Regions from separate parts of the Homo sapiens genome. Here region 2 is linked to region 1. A link is a loop called in an ENCODE intact Hi-C map of the cell type or tissue named here. Cell type or tissue: ascending aorta. All regions are shown on one strand. Links, peaks and the distances in the headings refer to the core of each region. The heading gives the core; the rest is flanking DNA. Region 1 holds the start of PHC2 (polyhomeotic homolog 2). Region 2 overlaps PHC2 (polyhomeotic homolog 2).

Region 1 (16,349 bases), core at 3,974-11,973:
TCTACTTTGGGGTATGGCTTTATGGACCAATGAATTAGTTTTTTCTCAGGAGCAGCAACCAAAGAATAGAAATAACAGAAGATACACTCCTGTTAAGCTTTTTGTACAGAAGCAGAATTTTATTTCTAGAAACAGCATTAAATATTTAATTAAGTTCACATTACCCTATACTAAAAAAATTAATTTGGGGCAAAACTTGGAAGAACTAGGTGTAATGCAGTACTTTCAAATTATCAACTGCTTATAATTGTATTTCCTTCTGGACAATGAAAATACATATTTTTTATTTAGAAAGTGCTGAATAAGGCCGGGCACATGACTGATGCCTGTAATCCCAGCACTATGGGAGGCCGAGGAGGGCAGATCACGAGGTCAGGAGTTCAACACCACCCTGGACAACGTGGTGAAACCACATCTCTACCAAAAATACAAAAATTAGCCGGGCATGGTGGCACACACCTGTAGTCCTGCTATTCGGGAGGCTGAGGCAGGAGAATCGCTTGAACCTGGGAGGCGGAGGTGGTGCAGTGATCCAAGATTGCACCACTGCACTCCAGCCAGGTCGACAGAACGAGACTCCGTCTCAAAAAAAAAAAAAACAAAAAAAACAAAAAACAAAAAAAAAGAAAGTGCTGAATATTTGTTGAGTAAATTAATACTATTATAGAGATTGATTCATTAATACTATTTTAGAGATAGATTCATTTCCAGATGGTTCCTTAAAACGAACGGGTGCCTTATAATAGTCATCATTTGTTCTGGAGAACTTACTCCTCAAGTCTCTTGAAAAGTCTAAAGCCACCTTTATCTGTACCCATGGTTTCTACATCTTTTCTTCCCCCATTAGAAAGAGAACAGAGAAAGATCAGGTTACATTGCTTCTGTGGGCCTGTAAAAATTCCTGCGAGGTTCTCTCTTCTGTCAGGAAAAGTTTCCCTAGCAACCATATTTACACACTCACTCAATTCCCTCCCCTCCTTTGATTCACTGGTGGGTATAAAAATTAATTTGCATTGATTTGCTGAAGCTTACAAGTTAATCATTCTAATAGACTCACAAAATTTTAGACGCTGGTCTCTGCCCAAAACTTGTTTCTCAAAGGGCCTGTTCACTTTCTTTAGAAATTTGAATGTAATTATCTTCAGTTTAAATATTTTTAAATACATTTAATATGTATTCGGAATGTTTCTGGCTTCAGGTAGAGAAAATAATATTTTTCTAAGGGCATCTGGCCTATATTATTAGTTAGGACGATCAAGAAACAAAGAGATACTTTAGTTCTGAGTAAGCAAGGAGTCAGATTCTTATCCAGCCATAATAAGGCCCTGGAAGATAAAAGTCAAGGACCAAAACAAAAAGTCTGGGTCACATGAAATGATGAATCAGGCCTAAGATTCTGGGTGATCAGAGGTCAGGACCTGGATAACAGGAATGGGACATGAATTATCAAGAATTGAGTTTCATTAATTCATTCACTAAGTATTTGCTGTGCAGCTACTAGGGCATGGTGTCGGGAAAAGAGCAGTGAATAAGCCAGACACAGATGTACCCTCATAAAATTTAAGAGTCAAATATCTGAATAGTGAACAAATGTTGATTTTATTATTGAACCAAGTATCTTTGGACTAGGGGTGCTCACTGTATAATTTCCTATAAGGGCCAGAATTGGTTTCAGACTAGGAATGGCACAGAGACCTATAGATAAAGATAAATTCAAGAAGTCTTCACTGGAGTAGATAAGTTGGCAAGTCAAGCAGTCTTGGACATATACAACGTTTCTTTACATTTAACCTTCAACAACGATATATGAGCCTATCACAGGAAACAAGGCTGGATACTTTGCAATATACCTACGTTTTATAAAGAATAAAGTGAAAGCCGATAAAGGTATGAGTTATTCTTAAGCTCTTTTAACAACCATTTACTGAGCATCTGTGACATTCAAGAAATAGTTTTAGGAACTGAAGTTAAGGGTATGAAAAAGACATGGTCCCTAGCAATTATAACAATGTGGTAAATGCTATAATGAGATGCTGAAGTACGAAGAAATATCAAAGAGGAAGATTACTAATTCTTAAAAAGCAAGCTGGGAAATGCCTTCTGAGAGGTAATGCTTGAATTGAGTCTTAAAAGATAAGTAGAAAATTTTGTTTTAAGCTGGTAAATGTTGGGGTAATTTGTTACACAGCAGTGGATAACTACTACAGTGCCTTATGGAGACCATGCCACAGCATAACTAGGAGACTATGGAGAAGACCCAGCCCAGCCATGTAAACTGTGTTTCATGATGTATACTGCAGTTTATATTGGACATCTCTTCATATTTTTCTTCTCACGTTTTCTTAGGCTTACCTGGTCCATGTTGGGCATAGAAAATGAGAACAAACACTCTGAACGGGGATGAGACAGGTAATGGGAGGAGGCAACACAATCTCAGTCTTGTCTGATTTCCCCCACAAAGGAATCCAGGTTGGTTGGCGTAGGACTTGGTCAAGTGGTAAGTGTCAAGTGATGTCAGGACTTGGTCAAATCATTACTCAGAGAGACCAGAAGTGAGAGGAGCAAGAGGATGAGTAAAAATTGTTTCTGAGAGAACCATAACCATGAAACCCAGAAAAACCTAATTGGTTCTCAGTTCACTAATCACTTTCCTATTTCTTTCCTAAAGCCAAAAATGAGAGAAAATAGAAGTTTCTGTTTTTCATGATTCATGTGGGTAGATGAAGGAACAGAGTAAGCAACAAAGGCAGGACAGAACAGAAGCATTCCAGACAATGGTGGCAACCAGTGGGGTTCAAAGCTGCTGGGGGGGGGTCCATGGTTTGAGGGTCAAAGGGTGGCATCAACGTGGTTAAAAAGGCACCAGATGAGGGCAGACAAGTTGTAGTGTACCTGTTCCACTCCAATTTCTGTTTCAGTACGTTGAAAAATGGTCTCCATATCTTCCCATGAACAAATGGGTATACCTGACTACAAAAGGAATAGAAATGAACTTGTGTTGTATTTAAACTGGGAGTAACAATAGCATCAGGACTATAACTCTCTCCAGTAATACCCTCAAAACATGGTGGATGAGTTTCCAGAAGTCAGTCTAAGTAAGCAATTCCTTGCCTCTTTATTCTCTATTCTCTTCATATTGACTGGGCATTTCCTTTTGCCCTTCACACCAGCAAACTCACAGAGTCCAAAATGAGGGGACCATAGGAAAGTGTGATTGTGCAGCATGACATAGCAAGGACTTAGGCCACCTACCCAAACCAAAGGCCACAGCACAAAATGCTTTCCTACCTTCAGGAGGTAGTACAGATACCCTCAGGAGGTAGTACAGATACCTTCAGGCAGAACTGGGTATATAATTTGTGGGGCCTGGTGCAAAATGAAAATGTAGAACCCCCTTGTTAAAAATCATTAAGAATTTCAAGACAGCAACAAGAGAGTATTAAACCAAGCATGGGGCCCCTCTAAACACAGGGCCCTGGGAGACTGCACAGGCTGCATACCCACAAAGCTGGCCCTGACTTCAGAGACAGTATAGCATGATCCTTCAGGAAAGCTTTAGAGTCTGAGCTGGATCCAAATCCCATCTGTGCCACTCATTAGCTATGTGACCTCTGGCAATTTACTTAGTCTTTCCGTGCTGCCAAGAGGTTGTGTGGTTATAATCTGGTGCTGGGAAGATTAAATGGGATAATGAACAGAATGTATACAAAGAGCTTAGCACGATGCCTAGCACATAGTGAGCACTCAATAAACGACAGCTACACTATTACTGTTCAGTGAAACATTCAGGTAGTTATCAAAGCAGTAAGTTTAAGAAATGAACTGCTGACTTGCTATTAAGGATATGAAATAAAAAGAATAATATTTTAGGTCAACGAAAATAATGAAGCAGACAGGGAAAATTAATCTTCCGCTTGACTGTGCTGCCTTCACTAATCACTTTTCTATTTCTTTTCTTCCTTTCATTGCCAAACATACAAAAGGTGATCCGCATGCTGTCTCCACTTCTTATCGGCATCTCATGCCACAGTTCTCTCTCATGTGGCTTTTCATATCCCCATGGCCACCCCCGCCACTCTACTGAAGCTATCATTTTCAAAAAGTTACCAATGACCTTCTGTTTACTAAGTATAATGAATGTTTCCCACTCTTTCTGTACAATTTCAAACTGCTGACGAATTTCTGCAGCTCAAAACTTTTTCTTCTCTTGACTTCTGTGATACTACACTCTCATGGTTAATAGCGTGTCTAACTGGCCTTGGCATCTGTCAGGTACACAACAAATGGTGGTGAATAGAATGCATTTGTTGGATAAATACATTAGATGGTTCTCTTGCTTCTTTTCTTATTTTCTACCATACGGACTCCATGCCTTCTCCCTCCCTCCCTAAATGTGGGATGTATCTTCAAGCTTCAGTCCTTCATCCTCTATTCTATTTCTATGCTGTTACCAGCAGTGAACTCAGCTAATCATATGGCTTCAATTATCACCATTTTTTTTCTTTTCTCAACTCCTATAATACCACGCATTAAGCATCTCAAAAAGGTACTAAATGACTGCTATACATTTGTGATTTCATTTAGTCCTCACAACTATATTGGGTAGGTGGCATTATTACAGATGAAGAAACTGAAGTCAAAGTCATGTAGCAAGTACCTGGTAGAACTGGGATCCAAATCTTTGTTTAGCTGAGAATAACCCCCATACTACACCACCACTCTCATTTTCCTGTCTCCTCCACATCACAAATACAGGATAGTATTTGCACACAAGCAGGTGTTCAGTAAATACACTGACTGAGAAGATTGCTTAAATACCGCCCATGATTTTCCAGCACTTACAGTATCATCAATCTTAGCAGACCGTATTAAGCATGTCACCCCAGTGACACCTTCTTTACACGACTTGATCTGTAATATAATTCAAAACAGGAAATTTGCCAAAAACTCACCATAATCCATTCTAAAAATAAATGTGGTCTAAGCAAAGCAAAAAGGCCTTTATCTGATTCAAATATTAGAAGAGTTTTGGGGATGAGGTCCACTTTGCTACTCTGGGCCCAACCTTGCTCAGCTTCTAAATGATCAGGAAGTAAAAATAGGCTGGCTAGTTGATGGCTAATGAGGTTAAATGGACTATTTATAGTTCTAGAGATAGATGCTAAGACAGCAGAATGGGATTTTCTCTGCTCTGTTAGCTAAGACCTCATTAAAAGAAGCCCAATGCATGAGACATGGGTGGAAACTGGGATGAAGAGAAGAGGATAATAGTAAGGAGGGAGGGTGAACAGAAAGGAGGAGGCATTGGAAAGCCTATGGAGGGCCTGGCCCAGTCTGGCAGATCCACCGCTGTTCTGCACAGCTGGCACCATGCAACAGTGGGCTCAGCTGCATGTGCACGATTCATGGTCTCAATCCTGGACTACTTGCCCTGACCCATCTCACACTCCAATCCTCTCTTAATCCAGATCCTTCCAGCTTCTGATCTTACTACTTATTTCCCCAGGTCTCACAAATTTGACATTCAGCATTGCTTCCCTAGTTATGGTCATGTATTCTCTTTTTGTATGATTTAGATTTGCCCCTCTCAGATGCTGCCTCTAGTGCCAAACATTATGCCCAGTTTCAGGCCCTCTCCCTTGGAGCAACTGAAAACTACTCCTATTCAACCTCCACATGATGGACCCTTACTTGGGAAGATATGGGTGACAAAGACCAGGAATGAGGCTCAGAAAAACTGATGAGGGGAAAATATGGGGGAGAAAACAATAAGAAAAATATCACTGGACAACTGTGCTGGGAATAAGAAATTCTAGGCTACTTTTAGAAAGTTACATTACAGAGGAAGGAAAAAAAGCCATAGTTACAATAGAAAGCCATTCCCTAGAGATAACATATTCTTTATGTGGCTGCATTCGCTGTTCCCCCGCTTTGGCTGCCTTTTCAGTCCTTTCCAATTTTCTCTGCAAGGTAAACTCCTATTTATCCTTCAACACCTTGCTTAAATGTGTTCTCTGGAAAGCCTTCCCTGGTCCTCTCAGACAGCTAATTGTTCCCTCCTCTGTGCTTCCAAAGCCCTTTGCATTCACATCTATTATGCTGTTAATCACTTTTACTAGCAATTTCATTTGTTTCTCCTACCACTTCTTTCAGGACAAGGACTAATTATCTTATTCATCTTTGCATCCCCAAGACATAGCAGAGTGCCTGGCATATGCCAAGTATTTGTTGTTGGGTGATAAAAGACATCAAGAGCAACGTGGAAGTGGAATTTGCACTTCACTTGCAAAATCAAATTGGTTTCTGGTACTTTTCAATTGTAACCGCATTTTCTCTTGATTTAGAAGGAACGACTTTAGACTCACAAAAGAAACTCTATTGATATCACGGGCGCATTAGCCGATTTTTCATCCCCACTGGTGATAGAAATATTTTTTACCCCACACTTCCAAGAAACTCCCAGGGCAAGCTTAGTATCAGTGGCGCATCTCTCCTCCTACCATTTCTATTGTCGCAAAAGCTAAATTACACTGTGAGCCTAAAGCTGCCACCAGTCTTAGTGAATTGGGGGAGGGGGATAATTACAAGAAGACACTTCTGTAGCAGACCTGGGGAGGGGGGAAGATGAATTTAAACCTCGCCTTATAAGAAATTTGTTAGACACTCACGTAGAACAGCCGCTTCCTCCGTGTATGACAGACCCGATCCAGGTGTCCAGCAGCGACCTTTTCCCATGGGTGTCAGGTCATCACTCAGCACAGAAAACAAGGGACCAGCGCCTTTCTAGGGCATCCCTCCTTCTCCAACCTTGGGGCCCGCTTTTCCTTTAGACGACTGTTCTCTCCTCCCAGTTCCAGCAACCCCCGGTTCCCTCTGCTGGTGCCCCCCACGCCACGCTTGACTCTGGGCCGAAAGTGCCAGCGGCTGCGCTGTCACGCCGCGGCTGGGGAGCGGGCGCCCCGGTCAGGCCCGACGCCCGGGTCTCACCGCACTCTGCGGGACAAGCGGAGCAGGCGCAGGCCGCGCAAGACCACGGGCTGCCGCGGCGCGGGCCTCTCCGCAGGAGGGGGGTCGGTCCCCGGAGAAAGCGAGTCACTGACGGGACCTTGGCCCGTTCCCGTTCCGGTTCCCGTTCCCGGCAAGCCTCGGCCCCAGGCTCTCCGCAGCCCTCCTCGCTGCGCGTTCCCGGCCCGGGGGCGCCGCGCTCTGCCGGTCGCCGGCCGGGACTGCGGGCTCCCAGCGCGGGCCCCACGCCGCGGACCAGGGGTCAGGCCGCCTGCCGCCCGCCTGTCCGTGCCCATGGCAATGCCCCGCCCCGCGCGGCCCGTCCCGGCCGAGCGCTCCGGCCCGACCGTGACAGCTGGGTGCCCAAAGGGTTAAGCCGGCAGCGCGGCGGCCGGTGTCCCCCGCGCGCTGCCCGTCAGCCGCGAGCTGGCCCCAGCGCGCACGCGCCCGCCCGTTACCTGCGGTCGCCTCCGCGCTCCTCCTCCACCTGGCCGCTCTCTCCCGGGGGCCGCCCCTCAGCCCGCCCCCTCGGCTCGGCGCCGCGCACCCTGCTGGCTGCTCGGACGCTGCCCGCGGAGGAGGGGCGAGGGCGCTATTACCATATATTAGCATACCAGCGCGCGTCACGTGGCCGCTCCAGCCAATGGTCACCCTAGAAGGGCGGGGATTGGGCGGAACACGCCTTAGTGCTGCTCCCAGCCTGAACCGGTGGCCATGGCAACGGGCGGGTGGGCGGGGGAGTGGGGAGGTGCCGGAGCCCGGTGCCCCCGGGAGCATCTCCTCTACCTGAGCGCCACATGGCGACCACGCGCAGTTTTCCCACCTTGCGGATGGAGAGATTTGTCTCAGCCAGAGAGATCCAGATTCAGCCAACATTTATTGAGCACTTACCACGTGCCTTAACACTTTGCTGCAGAAAGTGATGTCTGTCCTATTAACCCCACTAGATAGTAGGGAAAGTGGAGGCTCAGAGAGGTTAGATCATTCGCTCAAGATCATACAACAACATTAAATGGCAAAAGTGGAGATCTAAGATCATTTTTGACTTCAGACCCGGGACAATCGCCAGTTTTTTCAAATCCAGCAGGGGTCTCCTAGCACCTCCTCACAATTTCAGGTGTGCTGTGCAGTTGAGAAAATCCTTGTACATAATTTGTACAGCGTTTTACTGTTTCCTTACAGTGACCTTTGAGATTAATAGGCAGAATAGTTATGCCTGTATTACAAAGGAGAGAAAATGAGGCTCAGAGAGGCCATGTGACATAATTTAGGTCAAACAGCTATTAAGAGCTAATGCTGAGTTACACTGATTTATACTGAAGCTCATTACTTTAGAAACTTTTAAATTCAGTCTTCTCAACATGGTGGAATTACTGTGACCATTCTATGGATTAAGAAACCGAGACTTTGGGAAGTTAAGCAAATTGCCCAACGTTATACAGCTAGTAAGTAGCAGATTTAGGGTTCAAATCCAGGTTTATCTGGCCCCCAAAGCTAGTCTCATTGTATCAGATTTATTTAATTTAGGATTGGACTTAGAATCCCTTCTCTAATAGAATTTTGTCTCCTCTCAAGATATGATGGTGTTACGTCTTAATCCCACAGCAAATATACCTTGTGACAAGTGACATGTGTTAAGGTCACAGAGGCTATATATTAAGAGAATAGAGTCACCAGGTAGGTAAGGGGCACTGTAGAATTCTCTGTCTTTCCTTTGTTTTTTGTTTTTTTTTGTTTGTCTGTTTTTTGTTTTTTGTTTTTTTTGAGTCCGATCTCGCTCTTGTCACCCAGACTGGAGTGCAATGGTGCGATCTTGGCTCACTGCAACCTCTGCCTGCTGGATTCAAGCTATTCTCCTGACTCAGCCTCCTGAGTAGCTGGGATTACAGGCATCTGCCACCACACCCGGCTAATTTTTGTACTTTTAGTAGAGACAGGGTTTCGCCTTGTTGGCCAGGCTGGTCTCGAACTCCTGACCTCAGGTGATCTGCCCGCCTTGGCCTCCCAAAGTGCTGGGATTACAGGCATAAGCCACCGCGTCCGGCTTATGCCTGTCTTTCCATTTTTACCTTAGGGATTTGATAGTTTAGCTAAAGGCACAGTAGTTTAAAAACACAAACATCTGTGTACAGACTTGTTTAGCTCAGTGATTCTCTAATTTTATTTATTTATTTATTTTTTAGAGACAGAATTATGCTCTGTCATCCAGGCTGGAGTGCAGTGGTGTGATCATAGCTCACTATAACATTGAACTCCTGGGTTCAAGTGATCCTCCTGCCTCAGCCTCCCGAGGAGTAGCTGTGACTACAGGCATGCACCCCAACACCCGGGTAATTGTTATGTTGCCCAGGTTTGTCTCGAACTTCTGGCCTCAAGCAATCTTCCTACTTGGGCTTCCCAAAACTCTGGGATTCACAGGTGTAAGCTACCACATCTGGCCATGGTTCTCTAACTTTAATATATTTATGGATTACTGGACAGGGCTCTGTGCCTCAAACTAAATGTGCTAAACTTTATAGACATTTAAAGGGATCATCAAAGGTAATTTTGAATATACGTACATTTCACCTTCCTAGACTGCTTTAAAACCCAATTTCCTCCTAAAACATGACTGGTGCTTAAGAGCACAAACATAGAAGCAGACCTGCTTGGGTTAAAAATCCTGACTTGGCCACTCATTGACTGTATGACCTTGGGAAAGTTACTTAAACTCTCTGTGCCTCAATTTCCTCATTTGTAAAATAGGATAGAAATGTTGTGAGAATTTAATGACTTACTGTATGTGTGTATATATATATACACACACTTAACTTCCCAAAGTCTCGGTTTCATATATATATATATATATAAACGTTTCATATATAGGCCCCGGCCCAAGGATAAACCCTCCATAATTGATAGCTAATGTCATTTTTGTTATTATCCCAGGAGTTTTCCTAGGAACAGACAACCCACATGTACACAATATCTCAAGGCTTCCTAGCTAGCTTTGGAATTCTGAAGCTGCCTTCCTTCCCTCGTGGCATATTAAACAGCCTGTTGTGCTGCTGAAGGCTTGTTATCTCTCCAAATGACATTCTCTCTTCTTGGGATCATAAATAATTCCTGCACTCAAAGGAACTGGTTTCTCTTGCACATCTCCTAGCACCAAATTACTGGAGTTGCTCCTTGCAGAAGGGGATCTTGACAAACAGTGGAGTCATAAGTCAGGCTCCTTGAAACACTTTTATGAGCGCCTTAATGAGGGAGATGAGCTGTCATCAGGAACTCATCCCATCCTTCCTGACCACAGGAAATGAGCTTTTTGTGCTCAAAAGGTTTCCAAAGCTGAGGCGCAAAGAGTTTTCAGGAAGTGGGCCAGGGATGAGAAGTTGTTGACTCAGAGAATCCCAGGGCTAAACAGCCCCCATCCTGCCATTCACCCTAGAGGGTCAAATGACTCATGGTCTTATTGCAGCAATAGCACCAAAGGGTGGTGTGTGTATGTGTGTGTGTGTGTTTGTGTGTGTGGTGTTAATCCTCCCCACTTCCCCATATGTGCACACTCCAACAGCCAACCTATTACCCCCTGACAAAAAGATACTGCAGAATAGAACACTGGTTAAGAGCATTGTCTCTGGAATCAAAGATCCAGATTTGAATCCTGCTTCTACTACTCAACTATCTATGTGATGTTAGGAAACTTGCTTAACCTCCCTGCATATCAATTTCCACATCTGTAAAATGGAAATAATAACAGTGTCCATTTTATAGACTCTTGTTAGGATGAAATGAGTTACTAACATAAACTGCTTAGAACACCCCATAGTATACACTAGAGATGTATTTGCTAATTAAACAAGAATAAATGTATAAATCCAGTACAAGCAACGTACTTTCTATAGAAGACACTGCAGCTTAAGTGAAGTTCCCTAGGCCCTCTCTGATGTGCTGCCTGCCCTCCAACCCCCTTCTGACTGGCATATAAATGTTGCCCAGGAGTAGGAAGACATGTGCTTGGGAACTTTGGTTTGCACCTGGCTCTGCCACATTCCTTGCTCTGTGAACTTGGACAAGTTATTTTACATCTCTGAGCCATAGTTTCATTATTTGTGAAATGAGACTAATTTCCTCCCAGAGTTGTTCTGAGCACTCAATCAGATAGTGTCTGGCAAGAGGTGATGAGGGCCTGAACTGGACAGAGGTCATACCTCATCAAAATCACCTTGTTCTTTTCCTGAGTTGTTTCTGGCAAACATCTTTGCTCTACATTAATGAGAATTACTAACATTTATGGAGCACTTAGCCTGGCCTTGTGCTATATACATCGTTTTATTTAATCCTCAAAATAAACCTAAGCCTCTGGGAGATTAAGTAACATGTTCAAGAAGATCACACTGTAAGTCAGTGGCCAAGCCAGGATCTATGCTGGGACTATCTGATTCCCAAGTCCATGCTATTAACCCACCACGCTACATGCATGCCTCCTACTCCAGCTTGGCTCATAGGACCCAGGGAATGTGTGTTACATTTCTTTAGCATCCTTCCCCCATCCATATATACACTCTTTCCGGTCACCCACCAGCACTGGGCATAGTAGGTGCTCCATACACATTTACTGAATGAGTGAAAATAAGTGACTATGACATCCTTTTATAGCGATAAAAGTCCATTTTTTCTCGAGCTGTCCCAGGTGGGAATAAAAGCAGCTGGTGACTCTCCTCCCCACCCCCTAGTATCCTCTTTCTGATGAATAATAATGTGGGAGGCCTCCCTCCTTTCCCCATGGGAGAGTTAGGCTTCTTGGTGTCAGAGATCCACAATAGACACAGTGATGACTCATCTTCAGTGTGCATTTGGAGAGATGTTAGGACCCCTGGAGCTTTTTAGGGCTCTGTTAATATACATCAGTAGGGTGATTTCCAAATAATGGCCTTGGATAGATGTATTTGCTGGGGGTGCCCTAACAAAATATCACAAACCGGGTGGCTTAAAACAGCCCAAGTTTAATCTCATACAGTTTAGGAGGCTGTAAGTCTGAAATCAAAGTGTCATCAGGGTTGGTTCCTTCTTGGGGCATTAGGGGGAAAATCTGTTCCATGCCTCTCTCCCAGTTTCTAGTGGCTGCCAGCAATCCTTGGCATCACTTGGTTTGTGGATGTGTCACTCCAATCTCTGCCTCTGTTGCCACATGGCGTTCTCTCTGTGTATCTGTATCCAAATTTACCTCTTCTTATAAGGACACCAGTCATGGGATTAGGGCCCACACCAATCCAGTATGATTTTGTCTTAACTTGATTACATTTGCAAAGACCCTATTTCTGGATAGGTCACATTCACAGGGACTGGGGGCTAGGACTTGAACATATCCTTTTGGGGGACACAACCCACAATAATATGTTTGGGGTAGAGTGGAGAGGAGATGGAAAATGAAGGGAGGGAATGAAGAGAAAGGGGAGGTTGTTCATGAGGGGCGGATCACACGGACAGAATGAAGTGTGACCAAGGGTCCCTCAAGAATGGGCCAAACTTTCTCTTCTAGGCCAATTCCATTCTTTCCCAAAGAAGTGTCTAGCTCACAGACTTACAATACCAGTGCTGGAAGGGACGCTGGGGAGTCATTCATTCACTCGACAAACATTTATCAAATATTCTTTGAGGAGCTGGGCAGAGAGAAAAGATGAGGTCTGAAGAAACTGTGGCCCAGAGGGTGGATGTGGGTTGTCTAAGATCACACATCAAGTTAGAATACAGCCAGGAACAGAACAAGGTATGTCAAACAAGGTATGTCAAAGTCCAGACCTGAGCCCTTTTGATGACTACTAGGAAGGTTATCAATCCCCCTGGACCTGAACCTTTGGTGCATAGACAGATCTAAGTTTTTGAAAAACGTTTGTGTTCTGAGGCGCATTACCAACTTCCCTGAGCTTCCATAGGTTGGTCCAGTATTTGAGGGTCTTTGAAGCCTTGGGCAAAGTTAGAAACATGCCCTCTCTAAAAGTGCAATCCTGTAGCCATTCTTCTCCTTGCTCTAATTAATTGCCTAATCTTTGAAACATCATCTCTGGGTGCAACAGCAAAATTGGGTGTAATGGAACTCCCTGGGGCAGAGACAACATCTTGTTCATCTTTTTTTGTCCCCACTGCTAATACAGAAACCATGGTGGAATCAGCCCTCAATAACCATTTGTTCAATGAATGAAAGAACATTGCTCCAGTTAGTACCAAGGGCTATTTATATCTTACTGTTTCTATATCCCATGCTCAGTGGCAGTGCTGAGTTGGTTTAAGATATCTGAATTCCACTCTCAAAGTCACAGCTGTTTTGACGGGAATTTCCATTTACCACTACATCATTAGAAGAGATGGTATTTTGATTCCAATATTGGCTGATACAAATATTGTCCTGCCTCGAGCTGTCATGATGTGAGATATCAGTCTGGAGCAGTGAGCCTGAAAACTGGGGCAGGCCAGGGTCAGAGATGGGGTCAACCCAGCAGGAGTTGTCAGATCAGAGCAGGGGTGAGAAGGAGGTCAGACTGGTGATCAAAGTCCAGGAACTAGGGCAGGTACAGTCAGTCCTGACTCTCCCAAGGATGGGGGCCTGCTAGCCGCTGCACAGCTCCTTGGGAAAGCAGCTCATAAGCAGGTCCTCTTAGCAGGCTTTCTGTTTGAAGGTCCCCAGAGGGTTCTTTGTAATTGATCTGGGTTTGAAGTTCCCCCTCACAAGGGGGATATAATCAGTCAACATTATTCCGCAGACCTTATGTTCACATAATCAGATAAACTTTGAAAACCTGGAAATAACCTTGTTTATTCTCGCCATATGGCTCCAGGCTTACTGCTAGTTTTTAGACGCACAGTTTTAGGTCTGATTCTGGCTGTGCATCAGAATCACCTGTGAAATATGTTAAAATACGGATTTTCAGGTTCCACCCCCAGAGATTCTGATTCCCTAAATCTGGGACGAGCTGCTCACATCTTGAGAGGCAGTGATACAGTGGCTGAGTGTGGACACTCAGGCCTGGCTGCTTAGGTTTTTGATGTTTTTCTCACTAGCCCAGTGAACTTGAGTGAATTTCTTAATGTTTCAGTGCCTCAGTATCTTATCTATAAAAGGGAATAATAATATTCAGCTCATTGGTTTGATGTGAAGATTGATGATTTAATACCTGCAAAGTTTTGAAATACTAAGTGCTCAATAAATAATGCTTACTATTGTTATCTTTCTTTTTTACCAGGCTCTACAAGTGACTTAGCAGCATAGTCCTTCCTTCACTCATTCACTCACTTGTTCATTTGTTCTAGAACCAAATATTGAGTACTCCTACCTGCCAGGACCCAGGCTAGATACACATAATTCTGCCCAGTTTTTGGTTTTATTTTAGTTTTGGAGATAAAGTCTTGCTCTGTCACCCAGGCTGGAGTGCAGTGGCGCAATCTCAGCTCACTGCAGCCTTGACTTTCCGCGCTTAGGTGATCCTCCCGCCTCAGCCACCTGAGTAGCTGGGACTACAGGTGCGCACCATCATGTCTGGCTCATGTTTTGTATTTTTAGTAGAGATGGGGTTTCACCATATTGCCCAGACTGGTCTCGAACTCCTGGGCTTAAACCACCTGCCTGTCTCAGCCTCCCAAAGTGCTGGGATTACTGGGTGAGCCATCACGTCCAGCCTCTCCCCAGTTTATGGCCTACCTGGGAAGCTAGTATTGGGAAGCACTGTTTTACTCATTGCCTTTAGCTCTCCAAACCCTTATTGGATTCTGAGGCTCTGGACTTCACTTCTGGTGTCCCTTAGGCACAATGACCTTCATTTTATAACCTTGAAATAGAGCAAAATGGAAAAAACATAGGAATCTATTGGACTTGGTATTGCATTTTCTAGTTACGTGGCACTGGACAAATCACATGCAAAAGACCTTCTGTCTCCTGCCTTCCCTGAATCCCTGTTCTAGAAATGGCCTTGCTCCTCTTGTATCTAGAAGGCTGGGAGAACAGTCAAATATACCTGTGCTTCCACCCCTCATCCCAGGCCACACATGATTGGTCAAAGTGGACACCTGACCCAAACTAAACCAATCATATCCCATCTCCAGGCCCTTGAAGCGATTCTGCCTGACTCTGGTTGCTCTCTGGAAAGGAGGTGGTATAAATGCAGGAGCGGTTGGCTGTGGACATTTTCCACCATGCATACCAGAAAATAGAGCCAGTCAGTCTTCAGTGAGAAAGAAAAGTCAGTGCTTGGGTTTTTCAGGGTACTAAGATTCCAGATTGCTTCCCTAACCCGGGGCCCAGCACCATCTCCAGCCTTGGATTCTGTAACTCATCCATTGCCCTTATAGCAGTTCCTCTTTGTGCTTAAGTCTGATGTAGGGGACATAACTTGTTTTTACCTTATGCTTGGAAGTCAGGCTTTATCCCCAACAGCTGGTCCTCCCGTGCTTAAGATGTCTGTTTCCCAAGGGTTGCTCAAGGGAGAAATAAATTCAGGGATCCTGGTCTGGAGTCTTAAAACCAAAAAGCCCTAGCCCGGCTCTGGAGTCTCTGTTGCTACTTTAATAAGCTTTTGGGTCAGGGATCTTTAAGCAGAGAGAGGAGGAAAGGGCCTGCCTGAGGTCTTGAATACTAGTTGGGTGCCTGGCCAGGCTTTCATGGAAGGGATTCTTATTTCTAACATTCCCCGGCCAAAGAAGAGTCTTCTGGAGAGCCGTAGTCTCTTCTGCTGCCTGTCATGCCCAGGGCCTCTTCTGTTTCTTCATACTCACAATTCCTCAGACACTGATACTCTTTCCAGATCGAGCTGGATTTCCCATACACACCTGGAATTGGTGCTTAGGATGTATCTATCTCTCTTGTAGTTGGGGGCTAAGATGGGGAGCAGGAAGGTGAAGTACAGCTGTTTCCATCCTACTATTACATAAGCTTCTGGTGTTTTCCTTATTTTAGGCCTGCCTCTCCTAGCATGTCATGGAGCTGATTTATGTTATCTCCTCCAGCACCTCTTTTGATTAGTTACGTATCAGTTCCTCCGTTTTCCAGACAAGGCTGACATTTAGCTGGTTTGCACCAGTACAGCCTCAAGTGCTTGTTAGTAGCAAAATATTTTTCTATTGATTGCTGCTCCAAGCCCCCTAAGTGCCCAACTCCAACCTTCCTCGACACTCCCAGTTCCTCCCCTAGGATCCCTCAGACCTCTGCAGCTTCCAGCAACTAAAGGGTTAATAACTGGCACAGCAGGGACCACCAGGATCTCTACAACTTTGTTTTGGACACTTGGCATGCTTTCTGATTCATTCCTGTCCTGCCTTATTTGTCAGATATTTTAAATATCCTTGTTTACAGATAAGGTTTAGAGAAGTTAACT
Region 2 (16,349 bases), core at 1,612-9,611, 50 kb before region 1:
TCAGGCTGGAGTGCAGTGGCACAATCTCGGCTCACTGCAATCTCCATCTCCCGGGTTCAAGCGATTCTCGTGCCTCAGCCTCCTGAGTAGCTGGGATTACAGGCGACCACCACCACACCCAGCTAATTTTTGTATTTTTAGTAGAGACAGGGTTTCGCCATGTTGGCCAGGCTGGTCTCGAACTCCTGCCCCTGAGTGATCCACCTGCCTTGACCTTCCAAAGTGCTGGGATTATAGGCATGAGCCGCCATGCCCGACCACTTGGGAACTGAGGTCTTAAGACACACTTGCCCTCAGAAGGACAGGGCAGACTTGGTTCACTAGGTGAGATTTGAGATCAGGTCTGGCTGATTCTAAAGCCTATGACCTGTTTATTTTGCCAGAGGAAGCAAAACTAGGAAAGGAGGCAGACTTCCTATAACGTTCTCCCTAGCAGTGATCTCATGGATCACCTCTCACCCTATCAGCCTTTTCATCGTTGGGGTGGGGACACTGAACATCAGAGAATTTACTATTTGTCCATATTTATACAGCCACCTAGTGAAAGAAGCAGGACTAACAATCTACAGAGAAGGCCGGGTGCGGTGGCTCATGCCTGTAATCCCAGCACTTTGGGAGGCTAAGGTGGGCAGATCACGAGGTCAAGAGATCGAGACCATCCTGGCCAACATGGTGAAACCCCATCTTTACTATAAATACAAAAATTAGTTGGGCATGGTGGTGTGCGCCTGTGGTCCCAGCTACCTGGGAGGCTGAGGCAGAAGAATCACTTGAACCCAGGAGACAGAGGTTGCAGTGAGCTGAGATCACACCACTGCACTCCAGCCTGGTGACAAAACCAGAAGGCAATCAAATAAACTGAGGTGTTTATTTAGTTTAGTTTTCAAAGCCAGAAGAGCTCAAGTGTGTTTGAGGTATCTATCTTTATTAGGTATGTACTTACTGAGTGCCCTCTGGATCTAACGCTTAGCAGGGTACCATACTGACCAATCTGGTTAAAATCTCAGGTTGTGGAATCAGAAAGACTTGGCTTTGTCCTGGCTCTGCCACTTTCTAGCCAGGAAATCCTGGCATGTCACACCTGTCTGACCTGTTTCTTAATCAATTAGATGTGACAGGATATGGGCTGTGGTGAACATAAAGAAAAGTGATGATGAAAGGTGCTCAGCAGAGTGCCAAGCATATCCTGTGTGCTCTGTAAGCACTGGCTCTTGTGGCCTGGTTCACACTGCCCAGATCCAATAGATAGGGTCTCTCCTAAGACAGAAATGGCAGAACCTTCTGGAATCTCCTATCCCAGTCAGTAAGGAGGGCCATAAATTCCTTCAGGGCCCATCCTATGGTCTGAATACAGAACTGGAAATTCTACCTTCCCTTGAGGCTGTGTGCTTGGCAGTGGAGAGGGGTTGGGAAAGAAGGAAAGGGTGGTGGGAGAGGCACACCCAGATCTGAGTTTAAGTTCCTCTTTTTTTCTTTTTCCATGCTTTTCTTAAAAATCCTCATTTCTGTGTAGAGGCTGTTCCTTCTACCCATTCCTTCCTACATGGAAAAATAATATTTGTTTGTCACCCCATCACACACATTCAGTCATCTGCTTGTAGAGTATACCCATTTAATAGGTGAAGAAAATATAATTTTTCATACTAATGAGAGCATGATTAGTGCAAAGAGCCAAAGTAATCATTACTATTCTGCTGCTATCTCCCCAATACTGCTCAGTTTCAGGGTTATCATTGCTCAGGCTGCCTTCTTCAGACTGGGGGAATTTCACTGTGGGCTGAAAAAAGTGTGGGTAAAGTCTAAAAGACAGGAATGTTGGGAGTCTGGAAACCCAAGCCACTCCCAGGTGGCAGGCAGCAAGTTGCTTATGATTTCCAAGGCAGTGTAGCAGCCTGCAAGCTGCACTCTTGACCTTACTCTTTAAGCAGTGATTTTTCCTTATGTTCATATGTCTGCTTTTACTGCCATAGAGCAAGGTGCTTGTCCATGAATTAATTCCCTTTGTCCTGAGCTGCACGCAGTGCTGGGCCTTATTATGGCTACTGACTTGCTAAGGATGCTTATGATGATAATGATGATGCAGGAATCAATGAAGCAGCAAAGTCAACAAGTACTTCCTATGTCTTGGCGCTGTCAAAATCCACTTTATCTTATGTTCTAGGGAGGGAAAATTAGGCTGCATAAAAAGTGGTAGGAGGTATAATTCCTGATCTCACAGAAACTGAAAAACTAATTGTAAAGGTGAGGTGCAATTGAAATTATAAGGATCATCAAGCAACAAATCAGTAAATGATAGTTCCATTCAAACACAGACTACCTCACAGAATCCCAACATCTTCTCTTAGTTCAAAGTCTCACCTCCCTTTTCCCAAATGTTGGCCAGAATTGGGTTTCATTTCTTGCTTTTCATTACACACTGGAAAATCTCAACTGAAGTACTTATAAATATAAAAAATAAAATGGGAAAATAGGGCAGAAAATTAAGAGGGTAGAATAATCTACATCCTGGATGATCAAGTCTCAGTTCTATTTCTGTGAGTGTAGTTAATCATACTGAATTGCACACTTAAAATCTAGTCATATTCTGACCTTCCCTCCTCTATCCTTCACGTGATTGAGAGAGCAATCAAGAGAGTAAGAGAGCACACTTGAAAGACAGCCACAGCTATCAAAAGCATGAGCTAGAACAGAGGCTGTGTAGAGGCTGTTCCTTCTACCCATTCCTTCCTACATGGAAAAATAATATTTATTTGTCATCCCATCACAGACATTCAGTCCTCTGCTTGTAGAGTATACCCATTTAAGAGGGGAAGAAAATATAATTTTTCACATTAATGAGAGCATGATTAGTGCAAAAAGCCAAAGTCATCATTAATGTCCTGTTGCTATCTCCCCAGTACTGCTCAGTTTGGGGGTTATCATTTCTATTTCTTTTTTCCTTTTGTAGCAGCTAGGGCAGACACTGTGGAGAGTGTACACTCAAATCTTGTTAAGAAATAAGACAAAAGTCTTGAGGGAGCATGGCATTCCTTTACAGAAAAACTGTACAGGCCAGGACAGCCACTGCTCCCCATGCAGGGGAGAGAGACTTACTGCAGCAACCTGGGCACGTGGGCACAGTGCACTTCCCACACTCTTGTCGCCTGTCTCCTCCTGTGGGCAAGCATGCCTTTCCTTTCTTCTCTCTCCAGTTCTAGGCTTTGTCTCCCCGCCCACCGCCCCCCTGCCCCCCCACCCCCCCACTGCCCCCCTGCCCCCCACCCCCCCACCGCCCCCTGCCCCCCCCATCCCCCCTGTCCCCCCCTTCCCCCCGGTCTCCCCTGCCCACTGTCCCCCTTGCCCTCCCACCATTCCCCCTGTCCCCCCACCATCCCCCCCGCCCCCCACCATCCCCCCACCCACTGTCCCGCCCCTCCTCCCACTACCACCCCCAACCACCCGTGTCTTTTCTGTGTCAGTAGTTTTTGATTCCCCAGTCCCTGGTTTTCCCACTCTTTCCCTGCCCCTGGTCCCTGCCATCTCTCACACCTGTGCCCATGCTCCCTTTCACCACTGATTTCTCAGAGCTGCTCCTTGGGTGGGCCCATCCTCAGTGTGCTCACCCTCCCTCACTCTGCCTTGGCTCTCTGGAATACGAGCACGTCCTCCCCCTCGCTCTTGCTCCCACTCTTGCCCTCTTGCCCCGCTGTGATTGATCCAGACTGGTAGCTCCGTTTCCCTCTAATGAGCTCTCTCCCCTACTCGACCTTCTTGCTGCCTCCTGGGCTGCTCGCCCTTGACCAGTCTCCTGCCTCTGGCTCCCCGTGGCTCTCCCAAGTGCCCGCACCCTTGCTGCACATGCTCCAGCTCTCTCTCCTGTCGCTTGTAGTCTCCCCCTCCCTGAGCATCTGCCATCCCAGGCTTGATCAGCAGGTCTGTCTCTTCAATTCACACAGACACTCTCTCTTACTTCTTGGATAGTGCATGCTCATGTTGCTCTCTGTCCCCAGCTTGCACCCTCTGTTCTAGCTCACACTTTTGATAGCTGTGGCTGTCTTTCAAGTGTGCTCTCTCACTCTCTTGACTGCTCTCTCTCTCAATCACTTATGTAAAGGATAGAGAAGGAAAGTTCAGAATATGACTAGATTTTAAGTGTGCAATTCAGTACCATTAACTACACTCACCTGTTGTGCAATCATCACCACCATCTATTCCCAGAACTTTCTCATTACCCAAAACAGAAACTCTGTAACCATTAAGCAATAACTCCTCAGTCCCCCTTGTCCCCTGCCTATCCCCTAACCTCTAATCTACTTTCATTCTCTATGAATTTGCCTGTTCTAGATAGCTCATTTAAGTGGAAGCATATTAATATTTGTCCTTTTGTGTCTGGCTTGTTTCACTTAGCATAATGTTTTCAAAGTTCATTCATGTTGTAGCATGTATGAGAATTTCTTTCCCTTTGATAGCTGAATAGTATTCCATTGTATACCTACATACACACCACATTGTGTTTGTTCATCTGTTGATGAACACTGGGGTGGTTTCCACCTTTTGGCTATTGTGAATAATGTTGCAATGGAATGAACACGGCATATAAGTCCTTGCTTCTGTTCTGTTGGGTATAACCTAGCAGTGAAATCTCTGGGTCATATGTTATTCCATGTTTGGGCATGTGAATATCCATTTGTCCCTGCATCATGTGTTGAATTACCTCTGTTCTTGGGCCCACCCAGTGCCCCCACCCCACAAGCTGCTCCATGTGGGATGTGAAACCCTCCATGATCTGACCCATTTTGCCTTCCTGGCCTCATTTTCCACACTTGCACTCTCTCTGGTCTCAGCATTATGACCAAGGTGCCCAGGTCATTTGGAATTTGGCTGCCTTGCTACTTCCTACCTCTGTGGTTTTTACCGCTGTGGTTTCACTCACGCTATTCCCCTCCCCTGAAATGCCTTCCTTCAATTTTTCATGTAACCAACTCCTTAGATCTTCAAAACAACTTGAGTCTCTCCTGTGAAATATGCACTGAATGCAACCCCCCCAACTCTTCTCCTCTTGCTTCCTTCAAATTAGGTTCCAGTGTCTTCCTTTAAGCCATCCAGCTTAAAGGCTGCTCCCAGAGCACTCTGTGCCTGCCTGTCTCCTAGCACTTACAACATAGCCTTACAAGAAAGTGATTTGCTTGGGGGTGGGATCATGTCATATTTTCCCATAATACCTTGTGCTTCGTTCCATAGATGTTTGTTGAATAAAATTGCTTGAAATGCACCATACTCCATCCTACTCCTCATCTGAAAGCTTAATCTCTACCTCATCCACAAATTTCTCACCAACTAGTTTAAAACATCAGCCACCTGTGATTTCACTTCAGTACCTTCCATCAATGGTGTCTATACTAATAATAGTGATTATTTATTGAGCACTTACTACTTGTCAAGCACTATCATAGATACTATGACCTCCCTTATGGTATAGGTATGATTATCCCAATTTTGTCAATGAGAAATATATCTAAGCAATTTATGTAAGGTCATCATAGAACTGGGATTCAAAACCAAGTCCGACTCCAAAGCCAGAGCGCTTCCCATGATCCTCTCTGCAACTTCACCTTGAGCCATTATTTCAGCCACACTGGGTGAAGTCCGTGTCAAAGCATACTAGATTTTCAGTTGAAAACGAACTGATATCTCTGAATTTAATTCCCTAATTGTTAATTAATGTCCATTTATACTTACAAAATATTCTATGTAATATATATATAAAGGATAATATGCTTGTGTATCCATCAACCAGTATGAGAAATCAAAAATTACCATAATCTCCCTTGTTTTTTCTATGCAAGAACGGAGACCCAGTGTGGGGGAGGTAAGTGACTTGGGGTGATATGGCTCCCCTGATTCTCATCCAGTACCATGGAAGGCACCTCAGGAAACCTCCTGCCCGCATGGTGGTGGTGACTTATCAACGAGAGAGGTGAAGTTTGCCCTGCAGAGAAACCAGAAGCTAGGGTCCTGCCATATGTCACTTTATTGTTGGTCTCCTAGTAGAAGGGAACTTGAGTTGGAAGAAAACATAATTAGTAAGTGTGGACCCATATAACAGCTTTAAAACTTTTTTTTCTACAGTTCCCCTTTTTGAACCAGAGCTTTCATATCTCCCCCTTCACACCTTCCTTCCGCTCAAAGTTCTGGCTGCTGGAGAGTAGCGGAGGCATTCTGCAGTCTCAGTAAGGGCTACTGAGGCATCTGTGGACTCTCCTTACATCCTTCCCTCTGGTGACCCACATTAGAAAATCTGAATCCTTAAACTTTCACAGTATCTAGGCTTTCAGTATTCTACCCACCCCTTTTCAATTTCCTTTTAATTCCTACTCTTATTCTTTCCTTCTCTTCCAACTAGTTCTTTATTTCTTCCCCAAGGCCACCCATCCCTGCGGACTCCCATTATAAATCACAGCCAAATCTCATTAATGGCTAACATCAAGAACTAGAAGTCTGTTTTTCTCTGGGTTCCTACTCACTGTGTGGTTTTGTATGAGCCCGGGCTCTGAAGGGCTATGATTCCTATTTAAGTCACTTCTCCCCTCCTAACTGCAATGGGCCACTTTGAATGATGTGCTGAATATAACTGGCTTGGATAGTGATCTTATTACAGGTCTCTGCTGCCCACAGGGCCTGAGACCAGCAGCTGGAGAAACGCTGATGGTTCTGCCCTCCCAGGAGCCGCCAAGTCTACGAAACACTAGGCCTTTGTCCCCAGTGTCAGGGAAATCCATTTGCTGTGGATTACAGCTGTGACAGAGGTTCCGGGAAAGCAGAGGGGAAGGATACTGAAAACCTCTCTCCAAATCTAGCCTAAAGCCCTGGGGTAAGGCAGGGTGAGGTTTTTCCTAATGGAATCAGAGCTGGGCAGGAAATGAGAAGTCTCGTCAGCCCCATCGTGGCTGCTGGTATTATCATGAGGCGGCTTGGTATGGAGAGTCTGAAGAGATGGGTGAACATATTCCTTTGCTGTGGCTCTGCTTCTCCTTTCTGGATGCCCCTCCGCCAGAGGCATAAGGCAGTAATAACAGAAGATTCAGACTCCCTAGACTTAGGGGACCTGGGGGAGGCCTCCTTACACCTCTCGGCTGCTGCATGAACATAAGTGTCCTGATTTGTTCCAGTCTGAAGCCACTGACTCACTGGGAGCAGTCCAAATGGATGCAGCTCAAACCATCTCAAAAGGTCCCTCCCTCTCCCCTGTCCTCTGCATGTTGCCACCTTTAGTGTCTCTAGAAACCAAAGTAAGTAAATGAAGGCCAACAAAAATAGAAGTGAAGGATGAGGAATTAAAGCTGGTCATATAGTCCTAGCAATCCAAACAGAATGATTTCATTGTGATGCAAAACACTATAAATTTAAATGAGTAAACTTTCTGAAACCTTACTGTTTTCTTCCTAATTTATAAAAGGCAGGTTATATCAAGTATTTCTATAACAAGGTGGTGCTGGTTGGTTGAAGAATATGAGGAGGAAAAAGAAGGATTTGCTGTCTTTTGGAAGGGATGTACAGTGAAAGCCACACTGTGCAGATGCTGAATGCTTGGGGACGGGATGGATGAGTTTGTCTAGACTTGGGCAGCCCTGGACTCACTGCTGTAAGGCAGAGCAAAATATATTCTGTGTCTTCTATGGGCCCCTAATCAAATATAAGCAGTGTCCTTATAAAAGAACGCCATGTGAAAACAGGCACACACGGGGAGAAGCCAGCCACGTGAAGATGGAGGCAGAGATTGGAGCTATGCTGCCACCAGCCAAAGAACACCTGCAGCCACCAGAAGCTAGGAAGAGGCGAGGAAGGACTCAGGGGGAGCATGGCCCTGCCGACACCTGGATTTCATACTTCCAGCCTCCAGAACGGTAACATGATACATTTGTGTTGTTTTAAGCCACCCAGTTTGTGGTAATTTGTTAAGGCGGCCTTAGGGAACTATTATGCTGCCTAATACTCAACCTGACCAGCCTAAAAAGGTCAACTGAAACTAATGGTAAAAAAGGGTGCAAAGGCATTAAAAACAGCCTCGTTAATATCATGGCTTTGTATGCTCCAAGGCAAGGCTTCTCAAAAATGTGGTCCCTTGGCAACTCTCCAAAAATGCAAATTTTCAGGCACCACTTCAGACCTACGGAATCAGAAATTCTGGGAGCAGGGCTCAGCAGCCTGTGTTCTCACAGCCTTCTGGGAGATTCTGATGCTGATGAAGCATGAGAGCCACTGCTCTAAGGGGCCCCACTATCCATTTGAATATGAGATTTAAAAGGGGCAGTCATCATTGATGCCATAAGATGGTCATAATGAAGTCCCTGCAAAAAGGGGCTAGAATTTGAGATGGGAAGAGTTACCAAACATAGTTTCTTCCCTGCTGAAACCTCAAAATACCTCCACGTGGAAAGAAAATGTTGGCAGCACTCTGTTTAGGGATCTTCCTGTTTCTCTCCAGCTTCATTGCCTACCACGTGCTCCCACACAGCTGATTCCAGAATTAGTCATATGCTGTCTCACCCCTTGCCCAGACCTTTCCCTCTGCCTGGGCCACTCCCCAGGCCCCTCACTCTCCATCTCCCTGGCCGGAGCGCATTCACCCTTTGCAGTTCAGCTATAACGTCTGTTCCTCTTAGGGACTTCCTTTTTGTACCCCAGCCTAGATTTGGTGCCTTCTTCTGAACTTTAATAGCATAGCAGGACAGCTGATTTTATTTACTAGGTAGTGATTCCATTATTTTTAGATTCCTAATGCCTAACATGGTGCCGAGCCAGCAACAGTAAGATTTTGTTAAATGAGGAATGAATAAAGCTTGAAGCTCTTTGGGAAGCTCTTCACCTCCTGATGAGGAACCCAAGGTTAAAATACCGAAACACACTGTGCAAATACCATGTTATCTGAGAAGGGACCTTTGAAACTATTAGTAGCCATTAGCACCTTTACTCAAATTTGTGGGTCCAGATGGCTACTCTCAACAGGGCCTAGGACATGTAAATTTTGATTTGGGAATGGAGAGGGGAAATGAAAGATGAGTGGTGTTGAAGTGATGGGTGTGGGACTGTGGTCACTGCAAAAAGCAGATGTAGAAGGTCCTGGCCAAAAGGCTGGGACTAGACCCAGTCACACATTGACTAGGTGGGAGCTAGGCAGCAGCATTATGTGGAGATCATAATACCTTACCCCGACCTCCCAGAGCTTCCGGAAAATGAAACAACATAAATAGGAGAAAGCATTTCGGAAACAAAAATCACACAAAGGCAAAGTATCATGAGAGAGAGTTTAGAAAAGGGGAGAGACGTTCTACTCCATAAAAATGAGCAAACATTGCCAGGGCAGGGTTTACATACAGGAATGCAACCCTGGCCATGTTACGTAACCTTTCTGCGCCTCATTTGCCTCTCTGTAAAATGGACAAGAGTGCAGACTTCATTGGTTTTAAATAATAGGTAAAACAATGCATTTAAAACATCCAGCACAGCTTAAGCATGGATTACAAAGAGAGTACATTAAGGTAGGACAGAAGTTGACTTTTTTTCCCTCAGAGAAAAAAGATACTATCATTTCCTTCAATAAACTCAAAGTTAGATTTTGAGACCGGCTGGTCTCAGGCCCTGTGGGCAACAGAGACCTATAATAAGATCACTATCCAAGCCAGTTATAGTCAGCACAGTGTTCTCAGGTCTAGTAACTTTCTTGGGTCTAGTAACAGAATAAAAATTTTTTTTTTTTTTTGAGATGGAGTCTTGCTCTCTCGCCCAGGCTGGAATGCAGTGGCATGATCTCGGCTCACTGCAACCTCTGTCTCCCAGGTTCATGCAATTCTCCTGCCTCAGCCTCCTGAGTAGCTGGGATTACAGGCCTGCACCACCACACCCGGCTAATTTTTGTATTTTTAGTAGAGATGGGGTTTCACTATGTTGGCCAGGCTGGTTTTGAACTCCTGGCCTCAGGTGATCCACCTGCCTCGGCCTCCCAAAGTGCTGGGATTACAGGCGTGAGCCACTGTGCCCGGCCCAGAGTAAATTTTTTTATGTTATAATCTCAGTCAGCTCTTCCTTGTTTAGCCTTTGTAAGGGTATGCATTTTGGGGATTTATACATAGAAATCTCAGTACCAAGGTCACGAAAAAGACTGCTATAAAAAAAAGACCCCTGGCTGAGTGCGGTGGCTTACGCTTGTAATCCCAGCACTTTGGGAGGCCAAGGCTGGTGGATCACAAGGTCAGGAGTTCAAGACCAGCCTGGCCAACATAGTGAAACCCCGTCTCTACTGAAAATACAAAAATTAGCCGGCCGTGGTAGTGGGCGCCTATAATCATCCCAGCTACTCATGAGGCTGAGGCAGGAGAATCCCTTGAACCTGGGAGGCAGAGGTTGCAGTGAGCCGAGACCATGACATTGTACTCCAGCCTCGGTGACAGAGTGAGACTCTGTCTCAAAAAAAAAAGATCCCTATAAAAATCTTTTCAAGCTGGGTGTGGTGACGCACACCTGTAATCCCTGCTACCCAAACTGAGATGGGAAGACTGCTTGAGCACAGGAGTTCATGACCAGCCAGGGCAACATAGTGAGACCTCATCTTAAAAACAAAATCTCTCCATACTAAATCTCCCCACAGAGCACAACACACAGCACACAGTGCATACACAGTGTGCACACAAAGTGCACATAACACATACACAAAGCACACAGCACACAGTGCGCACACACATCACAGTGTGCGCACACACACCCTGCACACATACAAAGCACACACACAGCACATACACAAAGTGCACACACAGCACACATGTGCATGTGCACATACACATACACACAGCTACTATTTCTAGAGTTGGCCATTTTCTCCTGCTCCTGCTCAGCCTTGAACTGGCCTGATGGTTAAACCGTAGTATGCTGGCCATTCTGCCGCTGCTATGTCCTGACAAGTATGACTAGGCCAACACAGGGATCATGGGAAGTGGCTAATTATCAGGCTTTCAGAATAAAGTTCAAGGGCCTAAAAACTTATCTAGAAATTTTTTACTGGCCTTCTTTTTCTCTTCCTCCACCCCTGAAATCGGGCTGTATCTTAGGCCTACCAGTGGCCCTACAGGTACCACTTAACTCTTTGTAACTCTGGGGTCAAGGATTTTGCTGACTTTCATGAACACTAGCATTGAGAGTGCCCTAGAGAAGCAGTGACTGTACGGGGTGCCCTGTTTTCTTGTGAAGATCTGAGCATGCTCCCCCCAGAGCTTCTTCCAAGGATACAGCCTACCTCCCTTGGAGTTTCCCTTTACATCTCCTATAAGGAGACTAAAGGAATGGGGCTTTAAGCTCTTTGATATATTCTAAAGAGAGACTGCCAGGGATAGATGGGGTGTCTCCCATCACAAGGGCCTTAATTAGGTATGTAGATGGTCTTTTATCCATTAGGAGGCCAGTATTTTCAGGCCAGCCACTGGTAAATGATAATAATTCTTGCCATTTATTGCTTGCTCAGGGACATAATATCATTTATTCTTCACAACCACCCTCTGGTACAGACACTACTTCCTCATTTTTCTCACAAGACAACTGAGATTCATAGAGGCCCTGTAACTTATCGGAGCCCCAGAGCTAGCAAATGGCAGGTGTAGGATCGGAAACACAGGTTTCAAAGTCCATGCACAAGAGGCAGAATTACTTGTGCTTATTCCGATCCAGGCCTCTCTGGGCCAGTCAGTTCTTATGAAGTTCACTTGGCTCCCATAGCCTTCTGTTTACTAGCCTATCTCACAAGAGTCATCTCCCGCAGCAGCGTCAGTCTAAGGCAAATGTGTCAACTAGAACTCTCTCAGGCCCTGCCTGGTATCCCTGAAATCACACTCTGAGTAATAATTAGGGCATGTCTAACATTTGTAGGCCTTTCCTGTTCATAAGTATTTCAACATATATTATCTACACATAAGGTTGGTCCTGTTAGCAATGTTTACAAAATCATTTGCAATCATTTAATTGAAAAGTAATACAAAACAAAAACAACTGTCCCACAGGAGAGAGGGGATAGAGGATGCCCACCTTTCCTGAATGCCCACCACATGCTGGGCACAAGCTCAGAGAGGCAATATAATTTATAAGAAAGAGGAGGAGCTTCATAGTTGGAGAAAGCTGTCTTGATTCCTGTCTCTGCCCCAGCTAGAAGACCTGAGACAGGTTACTTAACCTCCACAGGCCTTTGTTTCCTCATCTGGGAAACAGTGCTAATGACAGCAATTTTTTTTTTTTTTTTTTTTTTTAGACAGAGTTTTGCTCTTGTTGCCCAGGCTGGAGTGCAATGGCGCGATCCTGGCTCACCGCAACCTCCGCCTCCCAGGTTCAAGCGATTCTCCTGCCTCAGCCTCCCGAGTAGCTGGGATTACAGGCATGCGCCACCACGCCCAGCTAATTTTTTGTATTTTTAGTAGAGACAGGGTTTCACCATGTTGGTCAGGCTGGTCTCGAACTCCTGACCTCAGGTGATCTGCCCACCTCGGCCTCCCAAAGATTACAGGCATGAGCCACCACACCCAGCCCAGTGACAGCAATTATGAAGAGTTATTGGGAAAAGTAAATAAGAAAATGCAAGCACCTAAAAAATACGTAGAAAGAAAACACCCAGCACCATGTGCAGCACAGAATGGGCATCATTCTATCATGATCAAGTCTCCTCTGCCTGATTAATCCTTCCAGCATTGCTTTAGATCAGTGATTACATGAGGCAGCAGGTTCTGAGAGGTAAAGTAACTTCTAAGATCATAAAACTATGAAGTGGCATAAATCAGAATAGTCTGAATCTGGAGCTCATGTCCAGGTTGTAACGTGGGAGTGCCTTGAATGTGGAGAAGGGAAGATTCTCAAACATGTGGGTTTTTAATCCCTTACAATTTTTGACTACACTCTTAGTCCTGGCTTGGACACAAACTTTCCACCAGGCTCCCAAAAGCCCCATTCTCAAGTCCAAGAAATGTTCTTGTTAAAAAAAAAAAAAAAAGAAAGAAAGAAAAAAAACCCCCTCACCTACAGATGAAGTTGGAAGAAGTGACAACCAGGACAGACGTAAGCCACGGGTTGTGCATGTGGTGGGTGTTTGGCAGGGTGTGGGGGGTGCGAAAGAGACGAAGCTAGTTGGTGATTGCTATTACTAGATTCAATCCCCCACGCAACTCCAAGCTCTGTGCAGTAAAAGCATTTTAGAAATCCAGAGCAGTGAATGTTCAACACACATTCTTCTTGGGGATATTGTTCATGCAATGCTTCATCAGTTCTCAGGGTGTTTGGATTAATCTTAAGCCTACATTACATTATAAACAGGAGTATAACTTGAACTTCCAGCTTCCTTTCTCTACTCCTTTCCTCCATCTTCTTTGGGACCGTTCCCTTTTGAAGGCCTCATTGCTTTGGCCCAGCCACCACTTAAAGGGCCCAGCCCTTCCCAGGACATTTCCTCCTGCTTGCTTCTGCCCTGGCAACTTGTCCTGGCAGCTGTTTCATAGCTCTGGAATCACAAAGCAATTCCAGAGTCCCCTGGGCCTAGCTCTGGGGCCTCCTTACCCTCATTTGCCCCAAATAATAGCCTTTAATTGCTATTAACATTCCTTTCTAGCAGAAACATAGCATGCACATCTGTGGTCAGCCTGTGATCTACTGTGACCACCGGCCTTTTGCTTCCTGCCGTATTTGGAATGTTCTATTCCATTTTATACTCGTAAGTTTGCCTTTCCTCTGTTAGCATACATCTTGGCTTTTAGCTTCTTGTATTTCTAACCTGTTCCCTATTTGCAGGGGAAAATTATCTAAATGGATAGGTCCCCCTCAACCTCCCATTCTTTCCAGTCAAGCATAACTCTACCCTACTTCTTTTATCATATTTATGAAACGTAGGTAGCTAATTTTCAAATTAAAGTATGCAGAACTAGGACTACAGAGTGGAAATTATAAGAAGATAGATTTCAACTGAATAGAAAAAAAGTGCTTCCTAATCACTGGAGCTGTTTAAAAAGTAGAGTGGGGCTGGCTGTGAGGAAGTGAGTTCCTAGTCGGTGGAGGGGTTCAAGCAGAGGCTGGGCAACCATGGGGCAGGTGGAATTCGTGCAGCATCATCACTAGGGGCTCTTTTAACCATGGTAGCATATAATTCTGTGAAAACTTTTTACTGGACATCAGAAATCCACCTGAAATTTTAAGCTTTTTGCTTATTTTTAACTTATCCATTTATGGACATTTTCAATACTAATCTTGTTTTTCAAGATGCAGGGCAGCTCCCAACTGCTTTTCACCATCTAGTTACTAGAGTAAATTCCATTAGTACGAACTTCTGGATGTTCATCATCTACTTAAGGTGGAGAAAAACACTGTTCTTATTTTATGGATAGGACAGCCACAAAGTGGTCAAGTATAAAAGTCCATCTCTTTTGGATTCCCACAACACTTGTCAGCTGCCCAACCACCACCATCCGCCCCTTCCCATATTTATTGAACAATTACTATATGTTTGGTACTGAATGCAATACAAACATGACTCGGATATTGACTCTATTTTTAAGAAGTTAACAGTTTAAGAGGAAAAATAAGAAAAGCACATAAATATAACAGGAGTCAGCATTTTTTTTTTTTTTTTCTCTGTAAAGGGACAGAGTATCTAGGTTAGGCCTTGTACACCACATATGGTCTCTGCTGCACATTCTTCTTCGGTTCCTCACCCCCTCCAACCATTAAAAAAATGTAAATACTATTCTTAGTTTGAGGGACTTACATAAACAAGTTGTGACCTGGATTTGGCCCTTGGTTTATGCACCCCTGAAATGCAGGAAGCTGTCAAGGGATAACTTTCACTTGCATCAGCTAAAGTTTCATTTGGGTGGATCTTTAAAGACAGGTTCGATTGGGACTTCGGAAATGGGGAGGGGGCTTTCTAGGTGGAATGAGATCTTTCTCATCACACATTGTCCCCTCTTTTCTATTCTTAGAGCAGAGATTTTCAAAGAGTGAGGTCTTATTAAAAATGCAAATTTTCAGGTCCACAGTGGTTCTCAGACTTGAGCACACAACAAAATCACCTGGAGGGTTTGTTAAAACAGAATGCTGGGCCTCACCCATCCCCAGACTTCTGAGGCTGCTGGTCCTGGGACCACACTTTGAGAACCACTGTCTTGGAGAATGGTGGGGAAGCAGAAGTGGAACAGAGATTGTGCTCTATTTTAATGTTTGAGAACTAAAAGGTAATGAAAGTCGCCACTGGAGAAGAGGAAGATGATCTGCACTTCAAGTCCTAAAGGCTTTGCAGAGCATCAAGTTCATTCCATTTAGTACATGTACTCAGAAAGGGGATTTGAGCCACTGTACGTTAGTGATGGCTTTTTTCTTTCGGGCAGGAGCTTTGAGCCTTGTTAGGCTCACCCACTGGAGACAGCAAATCACTGTACGGGACTGTATGCTTGGGAAGATCTTTTCTTCTGAGTCTTGGTTATTGGCACATACTCTGCCTTGTTTCTGATACATCTGCATATTTTTTACCACTCCTACAAAATGGTCCCCTCTGCATCATGCCTAATACTATTCCCTTTGATAGGAAAAAAAAAAAAAGGCAGTGCTTCTATTTTATCATTTAAATTAAATGCCTTCTAAAAATTCAGATGTGGAGCTCAGAGAGGCTGAGCTGAGGAGACAGAAGAAGGGAAAGACAAGCCAGAGAGAGTACACAGAGGAATCTCAGAGGAGGCGATGGGCAACCAGACACATGAGGAGTCGTTAATCTGGCAGACAATGAATGGCAAAAGGCAATTAGCTTGGCTGGGATTGTAGCAAGCCAATGAAGTATGCTGTATTGCAACTGAGGCTCTAGTGTAAGGGCAGGGTCATTGCTAGGGAGCTCAAAAGGAAGGCAAGATAAGGGAGGTTAGAGGCGAGAAAGCCACCTGGGGCTAGCACAGAGGGAAAGGAAAGTGCTAACGGTCTTCATGGATATTCATTACCCAGTGGAAGCGTCCAGGTGTGGCTGTGTACTTGCCAGGGCTCTGCACACTGTTATTCAGGACACAATCTTGAAAATGAACTAGGTGCTTCAGCTGTGTGCACACATACGTGCACACACACACACACACACACATGCACATGCACATACACAAATGCTCTCTTTAGACTGCTGCCTCTTCATCCACCTGTCTAGTCTGTGAGGTCCTAACGCGAGGTCCACATGCTAAACACTGGCGGAGTCATAACAGATACAGTTCTAAACTTCAGTTTATGGGCTCCCTTTCCTATCTTAAAGCATGCTTTTTTTTTCTGTTATGCCTCATTCACATGCGCGTTCTCACGTTCTGTTCCTTGCAGGTGCTCTACGG

Evidence for each region. Hi-C counts contacts between places; a loop is a spot of excess contacts. Peaks named below come from ENCODE experiments on the same cell type or tissue, not always from the same donor. Only the 100,000 strongest peaks of a DNase experiment are listed, where the experiment ranks them.
Region 2: it touches region 1 in a loop (2.1-fold over the local background); 36 of 110 quality-filtered maps call a loop at or near these places.

What each region holds. Positions count from the first base shown.
Region 1 is chr1:33,423,513-33,439,861 of GRCh38, forward strand. It overlaps PHC2 (polyhomeotic homolog 2), which reads right to left and starts at 7,583. Exons shown (of 15, transcript NM_001385109.1): 1 at 7,464-7,583. RefSeq lists a silencer at 7,267-7,786. In ascending aorta, for the core only: CTCF peaks have their summits at 7,570 (motif pointing left) and 7,850; DNase peaks (open chromatin) are centred at 6,989, 7,629 and 10,409; H3K4me3 peaks cover 1,884 bases; H3K27ac peaks cover 692 bases.
Region 2 is chr1:33,376,076-33,392,424 of GRCh38, forward strand. The region is part of intron 1 of PHC2 (polyhomeotic homolog 2); the gene reads right to left. Among named protein-coding and RNA genes, the nearest start is that of PHC2-AS1, 34 kb to the left of the region's middle. In ascending aorta, for the core only: no CTCF peak of the experiment used is centred there; no DNase peak of the experiment used is centred there.